Linked DNA regions of Homo sapiens: regions 1 and 2 are each linked to region 3. A link is a loop called in an ENCODE intact Hi-C map of the cell type or tissue named here. Cell type or tissue: CD4-positive, alpha-beta T cell. All regions are shown on one strand. Each heading gives the region's core, and the rest is flanking DNA. Links, peaks and the distances in the headings are about the cores only.

Region 1 (5,359 bases), core at 211-5,210, 440 kb after region 3:
GCTGGGAGGAAACTATAGATAGAGCTAGTTGGTATGCCGTGGGGGCAGCCTGGCGTTTTGGCTGGTGTCTCTCATCCCTGCTGGCTTGCCCAGGCTCACACATATCTGGCTCTGTCATTGTGGCTCTAGGTGTCCAGAGGCCCAGGTCACTGACTCCTGGCATCACCACTGACCAGCTGTGTGACTCACGGAGAGCCACATACTCTTGGCCTCCTTTTGTGATTTTGTAGAATGACGGTATTATTACCTGCACAGCCCATTTCATCACGTTGCTAGGAGCTCTCAGTCAGCCAACAAATATGTATACAGCACCTGATATAGGCTAGGCACTGTTCTAGAAGCTGAAGATACAGCAGGAAACAAACAAACAAAAATCCCGGGCCTCATGGAGCTGATATTTTCAAGAAGCATGGGAATTGTTTGAGAGACAGGAGCTTGGATAAAGGGATGGAGTGTTTTAGACAGGAACAGAGCAACATGTGTCCAGCGCTGACTGTACGTGGAGATAGTTTACTTGCACAGCAGCTCCAAAGTGGCTGTGATTTTTCTCAATTTGGAAAGGAGGGGAGTGTCTGAGGGTTAAGCCAGTTGCTCGGGGCAACAGACCTAGTACTTGGAAGAGCTGAGACTGCCAGCCAGGGCTGCTCACCCCACAGCCGAAGGTCTTTTCTGCCCACTTTGCTGCCTCCTAGGTTAGGCCTCTGTCCTGAGCCTTTGTATGCCAGATAAGGTGTTCATTTGGTGGTCTGCAGAAGCCCATTTCATTTTCCCACACCCAATAAGCCTGTTCTCTTGGGTGCCGGCCCCAGAAGTCACAGTCAGCTGGACCGCAGCTTTTGTTGGCCCTGTGCTAAGGGGTTAGGAGCCAAGGCCAGCAGGTGACAAGTGACATCTGCAGTGACTTCAGGCAGCCCAACCAGGGTGGACAGCCACAGAACTGTGAATATGGCTGGGCACGCTGGTTCACGCCTGTAATCCCAGCATTTTGGGAGGCCAAGGTGGGCGGATCACTTGAGGTCAGGAGTTTGAGACCAACCTGGCCACCATGGTGAAACCCCGTCTCTACTAAAAATACAAAAATTAGCCGGATATGATGGCATGCGCCTGTAATCCCAGCTACTCAGGAGGCTGAGGCAGAATTGCTTGAACCCAGGAGGTGGAGGTTGCAGTGAGCCGAGATCGTACCACTGCACTCCAGCTTGGGCGACAGAGCGAGACTCTGTCTCAAAAAAAAAAAAAAAAAAAAAAAAAAAGAACTGTGAATAGAGTAGTCAAAGCCTTATTTGTCTTCTCCCCATGGTCTTCCCCCTGTCTCTGGGCACTATTTCTCTCACCTCCTTCTCTCCCAAAGCTGGAGGTGCAGACTTTGAGCTAATCTGACCCCCAGGCTGCAGCCATCCCTGGAGCCTTAATGGAGGCCAGGCCGAGTTTGCACAGGAATCTCATTCAGTGGTCTCAACCTGGGTTGCAAGTTCAAATCCCCCTGGGGAGCTTTTAACAATTCCCATGCCCAGCTTGCACTCCAGACCAACTGATCATGAATCTCTCGGGTAAGACATTGGTGTCAGTATTTCTAAAGCTTCTTGGGGGGATTCCAAATTGCAACCAAGTTTGAAAACTAGTGCTGTCTTCTAGAGAAGGTCAGTGGCTCTGGTTGCATGTTAGAATCCATCACAGAACTTTTCAAAACTACCCAGGCCTGAGTCCTATCCAGACCAATTAAATTAGGCCCTCTGGCCTGGGATTAAAATTTTCCCCAGTGATTTTGTGGATATGCAGGGCTGTCACCATGACTGGGGTCCTCCTCCAGCCTCTGAGCATGTGGTCATCACCCATCTAGTCACCCGAGGGGCTGGTGTTGGTGGTCAGAGGAGAGCTATTCTTTGCTGGGGTCTCTGAAGGTCCCCTGCAGAGCTTAGCGGTCTGGGGAAGGACTGGGAGGCCACTGGGCAGGGGTAGAGAGACTTCAGCCTTGTGGGGCCATGACCGAAGTCCTGGACTGGGAGTCAGGGCCTTGGTCTTGTTCTGGCTCAGACCCTCAGCTGGGTGACTCTAGGCAAGTCACTGGAGGCTCTTAGGGCTCAATTTTCCCATCTGACAGTGGGGTGGAGGTCATCACTCCGGAACACATACAGCACAGTCACTAGGGAAGCCTTGAAAACAGATTCCTGAGTCTTGCCCAGAGCTGGACCTGGGAGTCTGTGTCTGAAAAGCTGCCACTGATTTGGCCAGGCAGTCAGGCTTGAATCAGAAGTTGCAAAGCCCAAGTACCTAGGCTCAAGTGTCCCTGATTGAAGTAAATTTCATACGAAAAACTATCAGAGGCCGGGCGCCGTGGCTCATGCCTCTAATCCCAGTACTTTGGGAGGCCGAGACGGGTGGATCACTTGAGGTCAGGAGTTCGAGGCCAGCCTGGCCAACATGGTGAAACCCCATCTCTACTAAAAATACAAAAAATTAGCCAGGTGTGGTGGCTCATGCCTGTAATCCCAGACACTTGGGAGGGTGAGGCAGGAGAATCAGTTGAATCCGGAGGCGGAGGTTGCAATGAGCCGAGATCACGCCATTGCACTCCAGCCTGGGCAACAGAGCAAGACTCCATCTCAAACAAGCAAACAAACAAACAAAAACCTATCAGAGCGCGGCCAAATGATGAAGTGGAGAGAAGGAGGCATTTTTGTAGAGACCCTCCCATGCAGCAGGCGGGCCTTACTAGCTTGTTCTTGCAGCTGTTCTGCAAGGCCGTTATTACTTCTCCTTTCAATGGTGGCTTATGGCTCGGGGAGATTAAGTGACATCTCAGGTCCCATAGTGAGGGGCCCAGGTCCAAGCGTAGGGCCGTCCTGGTCTTTCCACTCTTTCCAGCTCATCAACCCACCTTCAGGGGCTTAGGTGATTTTTTTTTCCTTTCCACAATAATTCACCTCAGAGAGACATGGTTTTTTGTTTTTCACAAGAATCTAAAGGATTCCTTTAAATGGTGGGCTTCCATGCCTGCCTCATTGTACAGGAGTGCTGGTTTACAGAAATCCAGTGTGTGCACAACCTACTGGGCATTCCTTCATTCAGAACAGTTTCTGCCCTGCTGCGGTGGATCTGTCGCCTACCCTTGGTCCTGAGGATGCTCATCTGAAAGGAGACAGCGCCTCCTCCTGGAGGGGCCACAGAAGCCCAAGGCTGACTCCTGGCAGGCCCGAGGAGATGGGCGAGATGATGGGATGTTAACAAAGATAGGCCCGGGGAGCTGCCTCTCTGCACCCCACTAAGAACTGAAGGCTGAAGACCCCAGCTCCCCAGGCCCTTCCCACCTCCCCAAACCTGACCCTGCTGTGGGACCCTGGCAGCTCCCCTGTCCCTGGGCATCCCTGGAGGATCGAGCAGCTGGCACCAAGGGTTAACCGCAACCCTCCACCTCCCTCCTCCCAGCTCTGGTCCGCTAGCCTGTTGCCATGGGAACGTGGCTAAAAATAAAATGGGCTCTCAAAGCCCATCCGCATGCATAGGAGTCAAAACAAACTAATTAAAGCAGCCAGGCTAAAATATGAAGATAATTACACCCTCACTCAGGAGCCAGTCGTGGGGATGGAAAAGCTCAGCGGGCCATCCCCGAGCCAGGGCCCTGGGCTCCTCCCTGACGTGCAGGGCTGGCTCCCACACCCAAAGCCCTCAGACCCTCAACAAGCAGTCTTCTTCCCTCCCCTCCACCCTGCCGGGGCCTGAGATCCAGGGAGCACCACACTCCCACCTCCCCGCTCCTCCACCCCTGGTAAATCCACAGTGCAGCTCCATGCTGAGCTTATGCCCCTTCTGCAGTGGCCAAGAAGAAGGTGGGGTGAACTGAAGTCTGCAGCTGTTTTTCCCACATTCTCCTTGAAATTCTGGGCAGTCCCTACACAGCCCTGGCTGCCCTTTTCCTAAGGCCTTTCCTAAAAGGCCTCAAGAGAGATCCTTGTCTCTCAAGCCGCTGCCTCCCCACCCAGGGCCCTGGGGCCCAGAGGGAGTCCTGGCCTCCCTATCTGGTCCGGGAACATGAAGAGGGCCCCATCCTCAGCCACGTGGGTGTGGGGTTGGGCCCATCCCAGCAAAGGCCTTTGTTTTGCAGGACCATCAAGGTGGAGGTGTACGACTGGGATCGGGACGGCAGGTAAGCAGGCAGGAGGGCAGGGGCGAGAAGGTGAGTGGGGATGGGGACAGCCACTGGGCCCTGCCCTCCCATGCGGAGCTGTGACCAGGCTCCCCCCCGCAGTGGCTCTGGGGGTGAGGGAGCCTGGGTTTGCGTGTGTGTGGAGGGTGGGGGAGGGGTCCTCTGCTGCAGTAGCTCCTCCCCATCCAGCTCCACGGAGGCACCAAAGCACCTCTGTCCTGCAGGATATGGTGTGAGGGGCATAAGAGGCCTCCTTTTTCCCAAATAGCTGCCCAGGGGCCCGCCAGTACCCACAATCTCCCCACGCGTGGCAGAATTTAGGGCTTTCTGAAGAGTGCATGTTCTAGGGCACAGACACCAGTGAACTTCAAGCATTCATGGACACATTTTCCGCGTGAAGACTCGGGCTAAGCATTGTGGGGTGACGGAGATGCAGAGGAGCCCAGCCCTCAGAGACTCCCCACAACCTAGCAGGGAGGCCAATTGTACCCGTACAGCCCTCGGCTCATCAGAGGAGCTGTTTGCAGAGAGCCAGGACTGAGGGAATGGGCTGTGGGAAGGGAGAGCTACGAGGCGTGAGTGGACTCATGGGCCGTGAGACAGTGCCTGTGTAGGGCTGTCCCTGGCTGCTGGGAGGGTGCTTCCCACTCGGGGTCTTTGGGAGGCCAGTACTTCTGGGAATCCATAGAGGAGGACAAGAGCAGGCCTCTCGAAGCTTCAGTCCAGAACCCACCCTGGCTTCTACTTGTCGGCTGAGCCAAATCCAAATATGTCACCCTGACTTTTGTGACATTTCCATTCTGTGGCACTACCAAGGAGTGACTTAGGAGGACTTCAAGGTCCCCCAGTGTCCGCTGGTACCTCCCAAGTCTGTGATATGGACAGGGGGTTTGTTTTATCTTATGTAAAGTGCTATGCAAATGCAGCTCCAGGTGAGACCCAAGCCCCCTTCCAAGGAACTCTCCTTCCCCTGAGACCAACCATCCTGCAAGAAGCTCCAGAGCCGCTATGCCCTCCCCTCCTTGCCTCTCAGCTACCTCACAGTCAGCTTCATTGTTTCCACCTGGAATTTGCCTCGTCTTACCCTGGCGTTCCTGTACTCCTTTGCCTGGAATAGTCTCCTCTTCTGTGCCAGTTGGGGACAGCTACCAGGTGCCACTGGGTCCCACCATGAAGTTGCTCATAGTCAGAATGCTGAGAGCTGTAAATATGTAG
Region 2 (5,359 bases), core at 135-5,134, 160 kb after region 3:
AACTTTCATGCCCTTTGACCCAGTGAATCCCTTTCAAGGAAGTTCTGCTGGGGAAGCCATCTGAAATGCAGGCAGCACTGATGGATCAAACCCTTCACAGGGGATTATTTAGAATCGCCAAATAAATAAATACACAGCCTGCATGTCCAACAGTAGGGAGTGTTTAAGTCAAGCAGATATAGTCTGGCACCTTGTTGTACTGGATTGTTGTGCTGACCTTAAATTCACGTTTCTGAGAGTTTTTTTTTTTTTTTTTTTTTTTTTTTGACGGAGTCTCACTCTGTCGCCCAGGCTGGAGTGCAGTGGATCTTGGCTCACTGCAAGCTCTGCCTCCCGGGTTCAAGCCATTCTCCTGCCTCAGCCTCCCGAGTAGCGGGGACTACAGGCGCCCGCCACCATGCCTGGCTAGTTTTTTTTGTATTTTTTTAGTAGAGATGGGGTTTCACCGTGGTAGTCAGGATGGTCTCGATCTCCTGACCTTGTGATCCACCCGCCTCGGCCTCCCAAAGTTCTGGGATTACAGGCATGAGCCACCGCGCCCGGCCGTTTCTGAGAGTTTTAACATCAAAGGACAACGCTTATGCTACGATGTCAAGTGGATACCACGGTATGCACGAAGCAGACACATAGACAAGAAAAAGAAATAGACTCATACTGATTAGCTCTGATTGACTGAAGTTTGGATTACTATTTTCATTTTCCTCTTTACAGTTTTCTGCATTGTACTAATTTCTAAGATGGACATGCATTACCTTTCTGACTTAAAACTAATATTTAAAAAAGGGGCCAGGCGTGGTGGCTCACACCCGTAATCCCAGTACTTTGGGAGGCCAAGATGGGAGGATTGATTGAGTCCAGGAGTTCGAGACCAGCCTGGGCAACAGAGTGAGACCCCTGTCTCTGCAAAAAATTAAAGAATTAGCCGGTTGCGCTGGGGCACACCTGTGGTTCCAGCTACTTAGGAAGCTGAGGCAGGAGAATTGCTTGAGTCAGGGAGGTTTAGACTGCAGTGAGCTATGATCGAGCCACTGCACTCCAGCCTGGGTAACAAAGTGAGATCCTGTCTCAAAAAAAAAAAAAAAAAAGGAGAAAGAAAACGTGAGTTCCCAGAAGCTGGAGCACAGTGTTGGCCAAGCCAGGAACTGACAGCCAACTAACCCATCCTTTCCAGGGCTCCAGGGTCCACTTCCTCCGGGCAGGGCCGGCAGGTGCAGTCAGGACAGGGATTATGTTGATAATTGTGGTGGGGAGAGACAGGTCCAGAGGCTCCTCCTTCTGCCCCTCCGGCCACCCCCATCATAGGGGTGTGTCCTCCCTTGGGCCCCCTGCAGCCCTTGGAATTTGCCCCTCTATGTCTTCGCTGGAGGCTGATGCTTCCTGCCTTGTGTGTAACCCTGTGGGTCTCTCCTGACTGACACCAAGCATCCCGTATACACTGGTCCTCACGGTGTAGTCCCCAGGCCCGAAGCATCAGCACAACCTGGGAACTCTTTAGAAATGCAGAGTCACAGGCCTCTCCCCAGACCTAGTGAATCTGCCACTCTGGAGGCGGGGCCTCTGTGTTTTCAAAAGCCCTCCAGACCTAAGTGTGAGAACTGCTGCCTTATGGTAGGGCCCCACTGTGGCCCATGTTTTACACTGACTAATTCATTTTACAGATTGCCATGATTCCTGCTTAACAGACACGGAAACAAGCTCAGAGAGGTTAAGGAACTTGCCCAAGGTCACACAGCCAGCAGAGACAGGGCTGGGAGTGCGAGCCCATGCCTTTACTTCCCCACTCCACAGCTGTGCAGCTGCCTGGACGCCAGTCCCTCCTGCGGGGTCAGGGTCCAGCTCCGTGCTGGGCACACAGATGGCCCCACTCACATGGGTTGGACTAGGGTTTTGGCTCCTGGGTCGGAAGACCAGGCTGATTCCCCACAAGACCCAAGCAGCCCTGACCCCCTGTGGGAGGAAGGAGGTGGGCTCCATGTGCCTGCTGAGGCCCCTTCAGTCTTGACAGCTGCCGGCGGTTTGGACCAACGAACCCGCAGAGGAGGGGCGCACCGCCACCTGCTGGCTGGCATCATGGGTGATGCTGGGGACAAACGCAGGGATCCACAGACACACGTCTCAGGGACACCGTGGCAGGCGTGCACGTGTCTCCTCCTGCCGCACGCGGGTGCACTTGCCCACACGTGGATGTCTGAGCATGTGGGCACGTGGGGCTCTCAGCCACAAGGCCTGGTAGATAGCACTAAATTCACCCATTTACTTATTACCTCATCAAATGTTCATCCAGAGATGCCAAGCCCACTGTTGCTGTTATCCGGGAGCCTATAGGCCAGCTGGGTGTTGCTCAGAGCAACCACCAAGTGATGTGGACAAGGGTCCCTGGGGGATATACTCAGTGAGGTCATGCAGGCAGCCCCTACCCATCTGGACTGGGGCTCAGTCTCACAGGGTGGGCAGGAGAGGGCTGGGTGAAGGAGGCAGAGGCTCGTCACAGCAAAGCCTGGAGGAGGAGCTGGAATGGAGCACAGGGGTCCCTGGCACAGGTCTTGTGCAAGGCCGTGCAGGCTGGACCCTGTCCCCACAGTGGTGGCCGGGCTCTGGTGCCACACCATCCTGACATGTTTATATTAAAGCTTAGTACAAATAAGCTTATACAAATAAGCTTTGGGACCCTTTAGGACCCAAGGATCTCTCGGCCCCTTTGGGGCTGGCCTGAGATGTGATTTGTACCTGTGCACTGTCCCCCTTGCCACAGCAGCTGCCCTTGGATATATCAGGGATGAGGAGAGGCATCCCCAGTCCCAGAGAGAAGCCTGTTTCTGATCTCCGAATGGACGCAGCAGATAGCAGTCACCGTTAAGTCAAGCATTCCTGCGTGCCCAGCAAAAGACCATTTTTCTTAATCTACAAGGCCATCCGAAGCAGCTCACAGGGTGTGACCTATTCCAAAGCACAGCTCCACGTGCCCGTGAGGTCCCCCAGGACTCCACGGGAGAGTCAGTGCCTCTGTGGGGGATGGGAGCTGGATGGATGAGCTTTGCTGGGTGGTGGGCATAGCTGGGGGTCCAGAACGCAGACACAGAACGATCCTGGTTGGAGGGCTGGTGTGAGTGGGGAGGGACCCATTGGCAGAGCTGAGGGGTTGGTGGCTCCCAAACAGGAGTTGGCAGGCGGTGCTGGAAGAGGAAATGTTGGCAGCTCCCCAGTTCTGCCGATGGGCTTAGATGGAGCCTGTGACTTTATCAATGGCCAGTCCTCACTAGCCTGGCCCCCGGCCTGGCCCCTGACCTGTGGTTTTGCTCAGCAGTGCAGCGGTGGCGGCTTCCGAGAAGCCCCACCAAGACTTTCCTGTCAGGGCAACGCCAAGTTCCTCTTACCGAGGAAGGGGAAGTGGCGGGGTTTCTCCTAAGGCCTTTCAGTTTCTTTCTAAGAAGGTGGGTGTTCCAACCCCAGGGCCCTCAGCAGAGCCAAATGTTAAAGGAAGAGAAGTTGATCTTCGGGGGCTTCCTCACCCCAGTTCCAACCGAAGTTCCTTTGTTGGGGCCCACAGCGGACATTCCGAAAGAGGAAATGAGACACGTGCGTTCCACAGGCCCCTTCCCACGCCCCCTCCTTTCTCCCTTCTCCAGGGACATACTCCTTGATACCCTCCCTCCCCACCAACATGCACACTTAGGAAGTATGGCCTGCTACCCTTGGGGGCATCCCAGGTAGAAAACTTGCTTTTTCCACCTTCAAAGCTGAACTCTTCTGAGTCCGGCCTCCTCAGGACCCTGCTGAGTGACTAAAAATCTAACCCAGGGCTGGCCATGGTGGCTCACGTCTATAATCCCAGCACTTTAAGAAGCCAAGGCGGGAGGATCACTTGAGCCCAGGAGTTCAAGACCAGCCTGGACAACACAGTGAGACCTTGTCTCTTAAAAAAAAAAATTTAAAAATTAGCCAGGCGTAGTGGTGTGCGCCTATAGTCCCAGCTACTAGGGTGTGGTGGGAGAATTGCTAGAACCCGGCAAGTCGACGCTGCAGTGAGCTGTGATTGCACCACTGCACTCCAGCCTGGGCAACAGAGCAAGACTCTGTCTCAAACAAAACAAAACAAAAAAACGACTAACCCAAACAAAGCGCTGACAGATGACACTGGCTTAATGCAGATTCCAGTCCAGGGGATATGCCCATATTAGAGGCCCACAGCTTTCTGAGGGGCAACAAACCATGGGCACCCAGAGAATTCCAAGCTCACCCTCTTCAGAAGACCCACTGGCTTGATGGCCAAGTGCATGTCCTGACGTTCTTATAACAATAGCCACCATTGATTGTAAGTGCTTATTGCGCACCAGGTACTGGGCCAAGCATTTTACATTAATTTCCTCCTATAATCCCCACAGTGATGCCATGACAAAGATACAATCATGATCCCACAGTCAAGTAACCTGCTCGGCTCACATAGCCCATGAGCCCATTCTTCCTCGTAGGCCTCTTCTCAGAAAGGTGGGGAAGGACGAGTATCAGACCTTGACAGGAGTTGGCTGGGAAGGTCTGGTCTCCAATTTCCCACGATTGTCAAAGCCAGCTGTGCCTCTCCCAGAGGTGAAGAGCCAGCCATCTAGTCGTGGCCATCTTGGCTGCACTAATGTGGCCGTGGCTGGGGCCTTCCCCGAGTCATTGGGAACTCTTGATGCCTTCTTTATTTTCCTCCCAGAGATGTTGTTTTAAGGTTTTTGCTTTGCTGAAGCATGTGTTATGGGGACAGCGAGGGGATTCCCCTAAACCGTGATGCTGTTCTGTTCAAAAACATTTGCCTGGAGGTCCACAGCTGTGTGACTCACGCTGTTGGGTGGCAGGAAAACTCACAGCTGCAGTGGGGAGGGGCCTGGCCCAAACGAAATGGGATACTTACAGGGTGGCCAGGTTTAGTAAATAAAAATGCAGGATGCCCAGTTACATTTGAATTTCAGATAAACAGCAACATTTAGGACACCTTCATGCTAAACAACTTATTTGTTATTTATCTAAAATTCAATTGTAACTGGCCATCCTGCATTTTATCTGATAACCCTAGATACTCAGCACCCAGGATAAATCTCCCGCCTTCCCCCTGGCTTCAGCAGGGTGTTGCCGAGAGAAGACAACAAAACCTGGGAGAAGTCCACTGACCTGGGATGAAGACAAATCTGAGGGTCTCAGTGGTCTGAGGAGGGTAGATACACTCTGCTTCCAGGGTTCCCCTTGAGCAACTGCAAAATCTCAACCTCAGCCCAGGGCAGAATTCCACATTCAAATTCCACAAAATGCAAGGATGCACCTGAAGGTCACCGCTTCATTCTCGGGGCCTCAGTTTTCTTATCTCTGTAATGGGAAGGAC
Region 3 (5,359 bases), core at 140-5,139:
AGCACTGGCCTCTCCCTCACCACCATCATCATCGGCTGCTTCCTCTTTTATTGTATCCACAAGAATATCTACATGGGGCTGCTGATCTATGCCATGTGGATCATCACTTACGAGCTCATCAACTTCTCCATAGTCCTGCTCCTCAACGGGATCATCAAAGATCACTTCAAGACGCTGAGTTATTTGCACTGGATCTTCCAAATCTCACACATGCTCCTGCACTTTTTCTGTCTGCCCTTCATCGTCAAGCATGCATACAACCTTTACAAGGAATCCCAGACTGTGGGCAGGAAACGCCGCCACAGGCTCTGCTCCACCATTGCAGTGAACTCATGACTACCTGTCCGTCTGGGAATGTTGTACCGGAAGTTAAACTGAACCATGCCAGATGCCAGGAAAGGTGGGAGGGAATGGTGTTCCTCAACAATGGAACCCTCCCTACCCTGCCTGTCTTCTGTTGATGCTGCTTGGTTTGTCAGGGCTTTTGAGTTTTACGCACTGAGGAATGATTCTCGGGAGAGGGCAGGTTGTGCGGATCAATTATTTTACAGATGTGTTGTGTGACTTGTTTTAGCAGTTAATGATATGTGGCCTTGTGCTTACTTAACCATCTCACTGGTGTCTGTTTTTGCCTCTCACTGTCCCCTCTCCTCTGCACTTCCTTAGTTTCTAGTTCTTCCTTTATGGGTTGGCCCACAGATGCCGGTTCTGCTGAGTCCTTTGGAGGAGTGTTGTCCAGTAGAACTTCCTGTGCTGATGGAAATGTCCTCTATCTGTGCTGGCTACTAGCCATGTGTGGCGACTGAGCACTTGGAAATGTGGCTATTACAACCCAGTAATCAAATTTTAAATTTTATTCTTTTTTAGCTAATTTCCATTTCAATAACTATGTATGGCTGGCTCAAGACTAGCCTATCGGCCCAGCATGGTGGCTTACGCCTGTAATCCCAGCACTTTGGGAGGCCAAGGCAGGTGGATCACTTGAGGTCAGGAGTTCAAGACAAGACTGGCCAGCATGGTGAAACCCGCTCTCTACTAAAAATACAAAAATTAGCCGGGCGTGGTGGTGGGTGCCTGTAATCCCAGCTACTCGGGAGGCTGAGGCAGGAGAATCACTTGAACCCAGGAGGCGGAGGTGGCAGTGAGCTGAGATGGTGCCACTGCACTCCAGCCTGGGGGACAGAGTGAGACTCCATCTCAAAAACACAAACACACACACACACACACACACACACACACACACACAAACAGGGCCGGGTTCGGTGGCTCACGGCTGTAATCCCAGCACTTTGGGAGGCCGAGGCAGGCAGATCAAGAGGTCAGGAGATCGAGACCATCCTGGCTAACACAGTGAAACCCCGTCTCTACTAAAAATACAAAAAAATTGCCAGGCATGGTAGCGGGTGCCTGTGGTCCCAGATACTCAGGAGGCTGAGGCAGGAGAATGGCCTGAACCTGGGAGGTGGAGCTTGCAGTGAGCCGAGATCGCGCCACTGCACTGCAGCCTGGGTGACAGAGCGAGACTCTGTCTCAAACAAACAGACAAAACAAAAACAAGGACCAACCCTTTGAAAAACAAAAAGAACCCCCCAAAATATCTCCAGGCATTGTCAAACATCCCATGGGGTGGGGGTGGTGGGGGGGCAAAGTTGCCCCTAGTTGAGAGACACTATTGTAAAGCAACAAGCTCTGTGTTGAGAGCCAGCAGGCCCCTGCCTTGAACTAGGAGTGCCGCTTTTCCTGAGAACTCTTCACATTCACCAGTTGTGCAGTCTTCATCCTAATGCTCCTGTTTTATGGTTTGACGAAACTGAGACTCACTGGGCTTCAGTGATGAGATCAAGGTCACATGGTAGCAAAAGCAGGACTTGCATCTCATCATCTGACTTCATACACGAAAGTCGGCTCCCTGATTCATTCTTACTTTTACCAAGACAAAAAGGAACACCTCCTTTTAGGGTAGTTCCTTTTCCCTTGAAAAATGTTGGGAGTGAAGTCAAGAGACATGTTTGTTTGTTTGTTTTGGCCATACTCTTCCAAACCATGAGCATAGTAATGACAGTCGCTGGCTTTTACTGAACACTCAGTGCCAGGTACTATCCTACAATTCACTCAACTCTTTCCACCACGGATTTAAACCTAGGCCAGTTCCCCAAATGACCACAAGATGGCAGTCAGTAATAAGCTTTTGCTTAGAGCTGTTGGCCCCTAAACCAGATCCTCCAAGGGTGGCTGTTCAGGATTTATGGAGCTTCCAGCTGATGACTGGGAGCTAATGTGTGTGTCTCTGCCCCAGTCTCACAAGGCATGCCTTGTCTGATTGTGACTTGCTAGTACCAAAACACAAAATATAAAACATGGGCCAACTTCTGGGTTCTGATTCCCCATCCCGGTTGAGGTCGCTACGGTGGGAGGTAGACCTGGGCAACATTGGGGAACTGGAGACCTGTGTGTTGAAGAAGTGTAGGCAGAAGCAGAGTTCCAGGAATCACCTCAGCTGAGAGTTACTTTAGTTGAGAAAGTTTAAGACACTCAAACGCAAGGTTGTGCTATCCTCTATACAAGACTCCTCAAAAGCATGGTTGCTTCTGCCTTTACTTCCTGGTCTCCTGTTCTTTCTAGAACCCATCCAGTTAGGTTTCACCCCCACCGCCCCACTGGGACTGCTCTTGTCAAGGTGATCTCCACACTGCTCAAGCCGGTGGTCAGTTCTCCACCTTTGCTGACCTGTCCTGCAGTGGCTTTTGACTGCTGATCCCTCTCTCCTGCCAACAGGTTTCTCTGGTAGCCCCTCTGCCTCCGTCTCCATCCCTCCCCTGCCGCACTGGCCCCTTCTCCTCAGTCTCCTTTGCTGGCCTCTCCTCATCTTCCTGACCTCCAAACACCGGAGTGCCCTTGGCACAGTCCTTGGTCTTGTTCTCTGTCTCACTCACTCCCAGCTCACCTGGTCCAGACCCATCACTAATAAGCCCCATATACATCTTCAGCCTGGACTTCTCCCCTAAACCCTGGCTTTGTTTATGCAGTTGCTTCCTTGATGTGGTAGCCAGCTCTAACATGGTTCCCAGAGATCTCTGCGAACTGATATTCACATTCATCACCTCTTCTTAGATGTGGGCAGGACCCAGTGATCCTCTTCTAGCAAAGAGAACATAGCAAAAGCGATGGGTTGTCCTTTCTAAGGTTAGGTTACAGAAGACGATGACGTCAGTGCTGCCCGCTCTCTGAGGGAAGCTGGCTATCATGTTGAAAGTATCTTTATGGAAAGGCTCACACTGCCAGGAGCAGAGGTCACTAACCAAGAGCCCGTGAGGAACGGAATCCTACCAACAGCCCCATGAGGGAGCTTGGAAGCAGATCCTCCCCTACACAACTCTTTTTTTTTTTTTTAAATACAATATGGGGTCTCCCTATGTTGCCCAGGCTGGTCTTGAACTCCTGGCCTCAGGCTATCCTCCCACCTTGGCTTCCCAGAGTGCTGAGATTATAGGCATGAGCCACCATACCCAGTCAGGATATGTTTTGGGGTGGTTACTGTTGTAGAGACATTTTTGTAGAGATGTGACATGTACTAGTTATCTATTACTGCATAACAAATTACCCCAAAATTAGCAGCTTAAGACAGTACATTTATTCTGTCTTAGTTTCTGCGGTCAGGAGTCCAGACACAGCTCACCTGGTTCTCTGACTCAGATTCTCTCAGGGTCTCACTCAGGATGTCTCTACTTTTATTTGATTTTTAGAGACAGGGTTGCACTCTGTCACCCAGGCTGGAATGCAGTCGTGCAATCATAGCTCACTGGAGCCTTGAACTTCCAGGCTCAAGCGATCCTCCCACCTCAGCCTCCTGAGTAGCTGGGAATACAGGTGTGCCACCGCATCCAACTGATGTAAAAAAATTTTTTTTTTTAATTTTCTTAAAATGTGGGAATGTAGCCGGGCATGGTAGCTCACGCCTGTAATGACAGCACTTTGGGAGGCTGAGGCGGGTGGATCACCTGAGGTCAGGAGTTCAAGACCAGTCTGGCCAACATGGTGAAACCTCCTCTCTACTAAAAATACAAAAATTAACCGGGCATGGTAGCAGGTGCCTGTAATCCCAGTTACTCAGGAGGCTGAGGCAGGAGAATTGCTTGAACCTGGGAGGTGGAGGTTGCAGTGAGCTGAGATCGCGCCACTATACTGCAGCCTGGGCAACAAGAGCAAAACTCCATCTCAAATAAATAAATAAATAAATAAATAAATAAATAAAAATTGGGGAGTGTATCCCAATCCACACTCCTGATTTTCTCCCGTATACCTTGCCCTAACCCCCAGTCTTTGCCACCTCTACCCTTCCATTGCTCAAGTTAAAGACCCAGCAGGCATCCTTAGGTCCTCTCTTTCTCTCAGCCTGAATCTAACTCCTCACCACTCCCCATCAGCCCACCCTTCAATATAGATCCATATCCAACCACTTCATATAACCTCCCCTGCCACCTCCCTGGCCCAGGCCATCACCATCTCTTGCCCAGGCTATTGCAGTAGCAGTTCCTGACTGGCCTCCCCATGCCACTGTGTTCCCTTTACAGTCAGTTCTCCGCCCAGCCACCAGAGGGCTCCTGTTGAAACCTGAGTCAGATCAAGTCCCTCCTCTACTCCGGTCCTCACCTGCCAGGGCTCCCCACCACACTCAGGGTAGAAATCCCAAGTCTTTACCACGGCATGCCAGCTGCTAAATAACCCAGTCCCTTGTCACCCTCTGATCTGCTTTCTAACCATTTTGTTCTCTCCGCCTCCCTCTGCTGCAGCCATGCTGTCTTCCTTTCGTTCACCCTAACACAGACAGCACACTCCAGCCTCGGGGCCTTTGCACTCACTGTGCCTTCCGCCTAGAATATTCTTACTCCAGCTATTCACCAGCTTCCTTTCTTGCTCAGAAGGCATCAGAGAGGCCTTCCCTACCAATGGGTGTGAAACAGCCCCTCCCTACCATCCCATGTGTCTCTTTCCCACTTACTGTGCTACATTTCTTCATAACATGTACTATCACCTGACTTACTCTATACAGTTGCCTCTCCCACCACCCTCCAAAAATGTGGGCACCATATTTACTTCACTGATGTTTTCCCAGCACCTAGTTCAATGCCCAGCATGTAGCAGGTGCTTGATAAAGATTTGTGGAATGAATGGACATAGACTCTCAGTTTTGTTTTTGTTTTGGAGACAGAGTCTCTGTCGCCCAGGCTGAAGTGCAGTGGCACCATTGTGGCTTAGTGCAACCTCCGCCTCCTGAGTTCAAGCGATTCTCCTACCTCATCCACCTGAGTAGCTGGGACTACAGGTGCCCACCACCACTCTGGGCTAATTTTTGTATTTT

Evidence for each region. A loop is a pair of places that touch in the nucleus more often than their neighbours do. Peaks named below come from ENCODE experiments on the same cell type or tissue, not always from the same donor. Only the 100,000 strongest peaks of a DNase experiment are listed, where the experiment ranks them.
Region 1: it touches region 3 in a loop (8-fold over the local background); 59 of 110 quality-filtered maps call a loop at or near these places.
Region 2: a loop joins it to region 3, with 5 times the contacts of the local background. A loop is called at or near these places in 42 of 110 quality-filtered maps.

What each region holds. Positions count from the first base shown.
Region 1 is chr6:36,764,120-36,769,478 of GRCh38, reverse strand. CPNE5 (copine 5) reads left to right here. Exons shown (of 21, transcript NM_020939.2): 11 at 4,103-4,144. Among named protein-coding and RNA genes, the nearest start is that of RAB44, 69 kb to the right of the region's middle. RefSeq lists enhancers at 280-811, 2,851-3,748. In CD4-positive, alpha-beta T cell, for the core only: CTCF peaks have their summits at 2,949 and 3,150 (motif pointing left); a DNase peak (open chromatin) is centred at 3,148; H3K27ac peaks cover 198 bases.
Region 2 is chr6:37,048,341-37,053,699 of GRCh38, reverse strand. No RefSeq gene overlaps it. Among named protein-coding and RNA genes, the nearest start is that of FGD2, 45 kb to the right of the region's middle. RefSeq lists an enhancer at 1,956-2,005 and cis regulatory regions at 2,813-3,388, 2,667-3,685. In CD4-positive, alpha-beta T cell, for the core only: CTCF peaks have their summits at 1,838 and 2,037 (motif pointing left); DNase peaks (open chromatin) are centred at 2,119, 3,379 and 4,789; H3K4me3 peaks cover 1,371 bases; H3K27ac peaks cover 2,255 bases.
Region 3 is chr6:37,207,434-37,212,792 of GRCh38, reverse strand. TMEM217B (transmembrane protein 217B) reads left to right here. Exons shown (of 2, transcript NM_001395378.1): 2 at 1-612. The coding sequence ends at 336. It overlaps TMEM217 (transmembrane protein 217), which reads left to right. Exons shown (of 3, transcript NM_001286401.2): 3 at 1-612. Among named protein-coding and RNA genes, the nearest start is that of PIM1, 40 kb to the right of the region's middle. RefSeq lists a silencer at 2,026-2,320. In CD4-positive, alpha-beta T cell, for the core only: CTCF peaks have their summits at 2,005, 2,208 (motif pointing right) and 4,597 (motif pointing right); DNase peaks (open chromatin) are centred at 2,172, 2,672, 3,132 and 4,602; H3K27ac peaks cover 1,047 bases.